2 separate regions of the Homo sapiens genome follow, and region 1 is linked to region 2. A link is an interaction called in ENCODE POLR2A ChIA-PET data of the cell type or tissue named here. Cell type or tissue: B cell. All regions are shown on one strand. Links, peaks and the distances in the headings refer to the core of each region. The heading gives the core; the rest is flanking DNA.

Evidence for each region. ChIA-PET counts read pairs that join two places held together with the same protein. Peaks named below come from ENCODE experiments on the same cell type or tissue, not always from the same donor. Only the 100,000 strongest peaks of a DNase experiment are listed, where the experiment ranks them.
Region 1: POLR2A ChIA-PET joins it to region 2 with 8 read pairs; 4 of 35 experiments call an interaction of 5 or more read pairs at or near these places.

The regions. Positions count from the first base shown.
Region 1 is chr16:11,948,297-11,951,098 of GRCh38, forward strand. It overlaps a transcript of NPIPB2 not described here. Among named protein-coding and RNA genes, the nearest start is that of NPIPB2, 7.7 kb to the left of the region's middle. In B cell, for the core only: CTCF peaks have their summits at 1,529 and 1,728; a DNase peak (open chromatin) is centred at 1,515; H3K27ac peaks cover 222 bases.
Region 2 is chr16:12,088,758-12,091,559 of GRCh38, forward strand. The region is part of intron 11 of SNX29 (sorting nexin 29); the gene reads left to right. It overlaps LOC642696 (a long non-coding RNA gene), which reads right to left and starts at 1,183. Exons shown (of 2, transcript XR_109256.5): 1 at 1,012-1,183. RefSeq lists a silencer at 1,102-1,151. In B cell, for the core only: no CTCF peak of the experiment used is centred there; a DNase peak (open chromatin) is centred at 1,044; H3K4me3 peaks cover 750 bases; H3K27ac peaks cover 1,447 bases.

The DNA of each region.
Region 1 (2,802 bases), core at 24-2,523, 140 kb before region 2:
TCAAGCACCAATGGCTGCCGATACCACAAAGAGACAATTGGTCATTGTGCGTCTGTGAGGAAAGCACGCTCAACACCATTTTTGAAATATTTTTTGGCAAAAAGACTGAACATAAATACAAACAAGTCTGTAGATCCAAGTACCAATTCATAGGAAATACAGACTGTGGAGTGTGTAAAATGGAAACTTACTGGGCGCAGTGGCTCACACCTGTAATCCCAGCACTTTGGGAGCCCGAGGCGGATGGATCACGAGGTCAGGAGATCGAGACCATCCCGGCTAAAACGGTGAAACCCCGTCTCTACTAAAAATACAAAAAAATTAGCCGGGCGTAGTGGCGGGCGCCTGTAGTCCCAGCTACTTGGGAGGCTGAGGCAGGAGAATGGCGTGAACCCGGGAGGCAGAGCTTGCAGTGAGCCGAGATCCCGCCACTGCACTCCAGCCTGGGTGACAGAGCGAGACTCCGTCTCAAAAAAAAAAAAAAAAAAAAAAAAAAAGAAAGAAAAGAAATATTAGCTACTTCAGAGGTTTGCTGTGAGCATTGAAAAAGGCAGTGATTTGTTGGGTGTGGTGGCTCATGTCGGTAATCCTAGCACTTCGGGAGGCTGAAGTGGGTGGATTGCTTGAGGCCAGGACTTGGAGACCAGCCTGGGCAACATAGCAAGACACTGTCTCTACAAAAAATTTGAAAATTAGCTGGGTGTGGTGCCTGCCGCATGCCTGTAATCCCAGCTTCTTGTAAGGGAGGCGGCTGAGATGGGAGGATTGCTTGAGCCCAGGAGGTTGAGGCTGCTGTGAGCCATGATGCTGTGATCGGGCCACTCTACTCCAGCCTGGGCAACAGAGCTAGACCCTGTCTCAAAAAAAGAAAAAGAGAGAGAAAGGCTTTGGTAAGGGCTTAGTAAATGTCAGCCACAGTAGTAATGACAGCAATACTTGCGAAGCCTTTTCTATTTTATTACTGTGCACGTCGGTGATCTCATGCAATCAACTCAGCAACCTTGCAAAATAGGTATCATCATCTCCATTTAAAAAGCAAGAAACTGAGGCTTAGCAAGGTGAAGTTGTGTGACCAGCGCTACATAGCTGGTAGGAGGCAAAGCAGATTCCCACCCAGGCTCATGTGACACCAGGGTCCTCCTGAGATGTTAGCCTCAGTGAAGTTTTTAGCCCAGATCTTCATCTCCTCTTGCCAGGATTTCTGCTATTCAAATGCAGCCACAGGAATCCGAGAAGAACCCGGATAACTAAATCAGCAGCAGCTTATTCAGGCTGAGAAAATATACAGCAGCCCTGAGAATGCAGCTTATCTTGCTTTGGGCTTACTTTTGAGTGACAGGCTCTTTTAGCCAAGCCCTGGCCAGTCTCCTCACTTGAGCCCTGGCTCACCTGAGCCAGCCTCTCAGAGCCTTATGGAGCTGGCTGGACAGCATTGGAAGTAAAGGGCAGCCTTGCTCCCTCTTCTTTAACACCGTTTAGGATTTCTGTGTAGTTACCCAGAGCGACATTGGGTGTCACCTTTGAGTCACTTGAAGCCAGTTTCCCCCAGAGGTTGATGAATGCGGCCTTTCCCCAGAGATTCTGGTTGTCTAAGATCTATCTGCTTTGGAGATACAGTATATTCATTGCCAACACTTGTGCCCCCGACTTAACAGGAATATCTGGTTCTCATTTGTCCTCAAAGAAGAGTGTTCTCTGCAACCACATAAGCCTTGAATTTGTTTTTTAATTATTATTTTTTATGTTTTATTTTTTCCGAGATGGAGTCTCGCTCTGTCACCCAGGCTGCAGTGCAGTGGCATGATCTTGGCTCATTGTAGCCACCTCCCGGGTTCAAGGGATTCTCCTGCCTCAGCCTACTGAGTAGGTGGGATTACAGACACCTGCCACCACCCCTGGCTAATTTTTATATTTTTAGTAGTAGTGATGGGGTTTCGTCCTGTTGGCTGGGCTTGTCTTGAACTCCTGACCTCAGGTGATCTGCCCACCTCAGCCTCCCAAGGTGCTGGGATTACAGGCATGAGCCACCACGCCTAGCCTAATTAATTTTTTTCTAAGAGATAGGGTCTTATTATGTTGCCCAGACTGGTCTCGAACTCATGGGCTCAAGCAATCCTCTTGCTGCAGCCCCCCAAAATGCTGAGGTTATAGGCCTGAACCACCATGCCCGCTAAGCCTTGAATTTGAAGATGGGCTTCATGCCTGATGACTTTGCAAATGACTTCTCTTCTGAGGAAAGGAGGACGCTAACATAAGGACGAGAGAGAGTTTATGCAAAGTCCCTACCAACTCAGAGCCCTTTTCTCCCAATGTTCTTTGCACTCTGCCCACACATCTGTTTCCAAGCCTGGCTGTGAATAACAGTGAACAACTTGGGGGCCAGGACTCTTTTCTACCGCTCCCTCCCTCCTCTCATCCTCCCTTCCTTCCTTCTCCCTTCCAGCCCATAAATATTTACCAAGTAGATATCATGTGTCAGACACTGGGAACATAACAGAGAACAAAACAAAAGTTCTCTTTCTTCGTGGAATTTACATTAAAACTTCTTATTTCTCTGTATGTTCTCAGCATCTAACTGAGAAGGTGCTGAGAACATACAGAGAAGTAAGACATTGGATGGCTTGGCTAACACTCTTCTTTCTAGTTTTTCCTATGCATATACTAACATATATACATGATTTTTTTGCATGTAAAATATGTTTTATTGTTCTTTAAAAGGATTCAGGGTTTAGTTTTAAATCAGGCTGCACACCTTTCAAATCAATTTGACATCTCTCTCACTATGTCAAACTGGCTTCAGTT
Region 2 (2,802 bases), core at 38-2,537:
CAACATAGCAAGACCCTTCCTCTACAAATAAAAACATTTAAAAATTGGCCAGGTGCAGTGGCCCATGCCTATAATCCCAGCACTTTGGGAGGCTGAGGCGGGCGGATTACTCTTGAGGTCAGGAGTTCGAGACCAGCCTGGCCAACACAGCGAAACCCCATCTCTACTGACAGTACAAAAATTAGCTGGGCATAGTGGTGGGCACCTGTGGTCCCAGGTACTAGGGGGCTGAGGCAGAGAATTGCTTAAACCTGGGAGGCAGAGGCTACAGTGAGCCAAGATCATACCACTGCATTACAGCCTAGGAGGCAGAGTGAGACTTTGTCTCAAAAAGAAAGAAAGAAAGAGAGGAGAGAGAGAGAGAGAGAAAAGAGAGAGAGAGAGAGAAAAGAGAAAGAGAAAGAAAGAAAGAAAGAAAAAGTGTGTGGTGGTGGCACCTGGCATCTGCCTGTAGTTCCAGCTACTTGGGAGGCTGAGGTGGGAAGATTGTTCGAGCCTAGGAGGTCGAGGCTTTAGTGAATAATGATTATGACCCTGCACTCCAGCCTGGGTGACAGAGCAAGACCGTCTCAAAAAATAAAATAAAAAAATTAAAAAAACCCAATAGAAAAAAACCTGCAACTATTTCTGCCCAGTGTCCATAGTATAATATGATCGCCACACTGCTACTCTTGGTTTATATACTGATGAACAAGAAGCAAAGGTCCTGCCCTCAGAAGCTGTCAGAACTGTGGGGAAGACAAGCAGCAAGCATTAGAAAGGCAAAGCCTATGCCCTGTTTTAAGGCATGTTTCAGGAAAGGGCTTCTCTCAGATGTCAGCGGGGCTGAGGTCTCAGGATGGGGGGTTTGGCCTGTTTTGGTGGCGGGTGGTACCGCTGGCATTGCGCTGCCAGAAGTGAGGGGGAGAGTGAGTTGGAGGATGCTGGAGAGGGTGGCTCGTGTAGATTTTATCCCACGTACAATGGGAAGCCAGTGGAGGACTTGAAGCAGGGGCGATAGGATTTACTCACTTCCTCTTGCGAAGAGCAGGCTCTGAAGCCTGCTTGCCACGCAGAGCACACTCAGCAGTGCGTTCCTTCCGTCCTTCACTGCTCCTTCCCTCCGCCCTCCCTTGTACAGGCAGTGCTGAGGGCTCCCCTGTGTCTCGGGGTAGGGAGTCCTGAGTTGACTTAGCGGCCATACTCTCAGGCTGCTGACAGTCCTGTCACTGCCCTAAGCACGGTGCCCTAACACCCGTGAGTCATAGAGCTGTGCTAGGTGCAGCAGGAGAGACGCGTCCCAGCGGGGAGTTCTGGAGCCAGGATGCGGGGTGGGGCGGTGCGCGGGCCGGTATCAGAGTCCTGGCTTCCAGCCTCAGCTCCACCACTTCCTAACTAGATTTCTCTTTCTTTTTTCCTTAAAGACTCTCTGGTCCCCTGTCCTCATTTGTGAAATGAGGACATTCTCACCGGCGTCTCAGGGGTGTTCTGAGGTCCAAACGTACTAGCTTAGTAAGGCATTAGACTTGAGTGTGGAACCGGGCATCCTTTGTGATTGGAGCCTTCTCAGCTACCTGGAAGCTTTTACGGTGGGGAGCGGCGGGGCTCTAGTTCTTCCGGGTTAGGACTTTGCGCAGGAATGCAGAGGCAGTGGGAGGGAATGGGGGTAAATGTTCCGTGCCGCCTCACGCGGTTATTGATGGTAGGTGGTGGCGTTGCTCCAGGGAGGCCAGTTCCTCTTGAAGTCACATCTGGAGACCCCCTTGGGACCAATTTTTAAGCCCATTTGGTAGCTCCCCAAGGGTTCAAGTGCCAGCTCCAAACCCTAGTCCCGGGGTTTAGGGTTTGAATTCTAGGATGCTGCCTGGTTTCCCATTTCCATCCTGGTTTCTCTCCAGATGGCCTCTGCCAGTCTTCACATATCAAATCCATCCGTAAGTTCATTCCTATTTCTGGGGCAATTCTAGATTTTCCTTCAAAGAGTGCCTGGAAGGCCAGGTATGGAGGCTCACACCTGTAATCCCAGCACTTTGGGAGGCTGAAGCAGGCAGATCAATCACCTGAGGCCAGGAGTTCAAGACCAGCCTGGCCAACATGGTGAAACCCTGTCTCTACTAAAAATACAAAAATTAGCCAGGTGTGGTGGTGCATGCCTGTAATCCCAGCTACTCGAGAGGCTGAGGCAGGAGAATCACTTGAACCCAGGAAGTGGAGGTCGCAGTGAGACAAGATCACACCACTGCACTCCAGCGTGGGCGACAGAGTGAGACTTCATCTCAAAAAAAAAAAAAAAAAAAAAAAAGAAAGAAAAAGAAAAAAGAGCGCCTGGAAAATAGTAATAATACAAATACTTTCTTATTCATTTTACCTACCATAAACCAGGCTTTACCTTCACTAATGCTTAATCTTCATAGCATCCGTGTAAAATAGGAGTGCTAGACTTGTTCTGTAGTTGAAGAAACTGAGAGGCTTTGCTGAAGGTCATACTGCTATTGGGTGGTGGAGGCAGGGTTCACACCCGCTCCCCCTCCTTGCCGTTCCTGGAGACCCACAAGCTTGTGTAATGCCCCACCTTCAGAGAAAAGCACCCAGGTCTCAGGATGTCCCCTTTGCTATAGACTGAATGTTTGTGTGCCCCTAAAATTCCTAGGTTGGAATCCTAACCCCCAGTGTGATGGTGTTAGGAGGTGGGCGTTTGGGAGTTGATTAGGTCATGAGGCTGGAGCCCTCATGAGTGGGATTAGTGCCCTTAAAAAAGGGACCCCAGAGGTTGGGTATCATGGCTTATGCCTGCAATCCCAGCACTTTGGGAGGCTGAGGCAG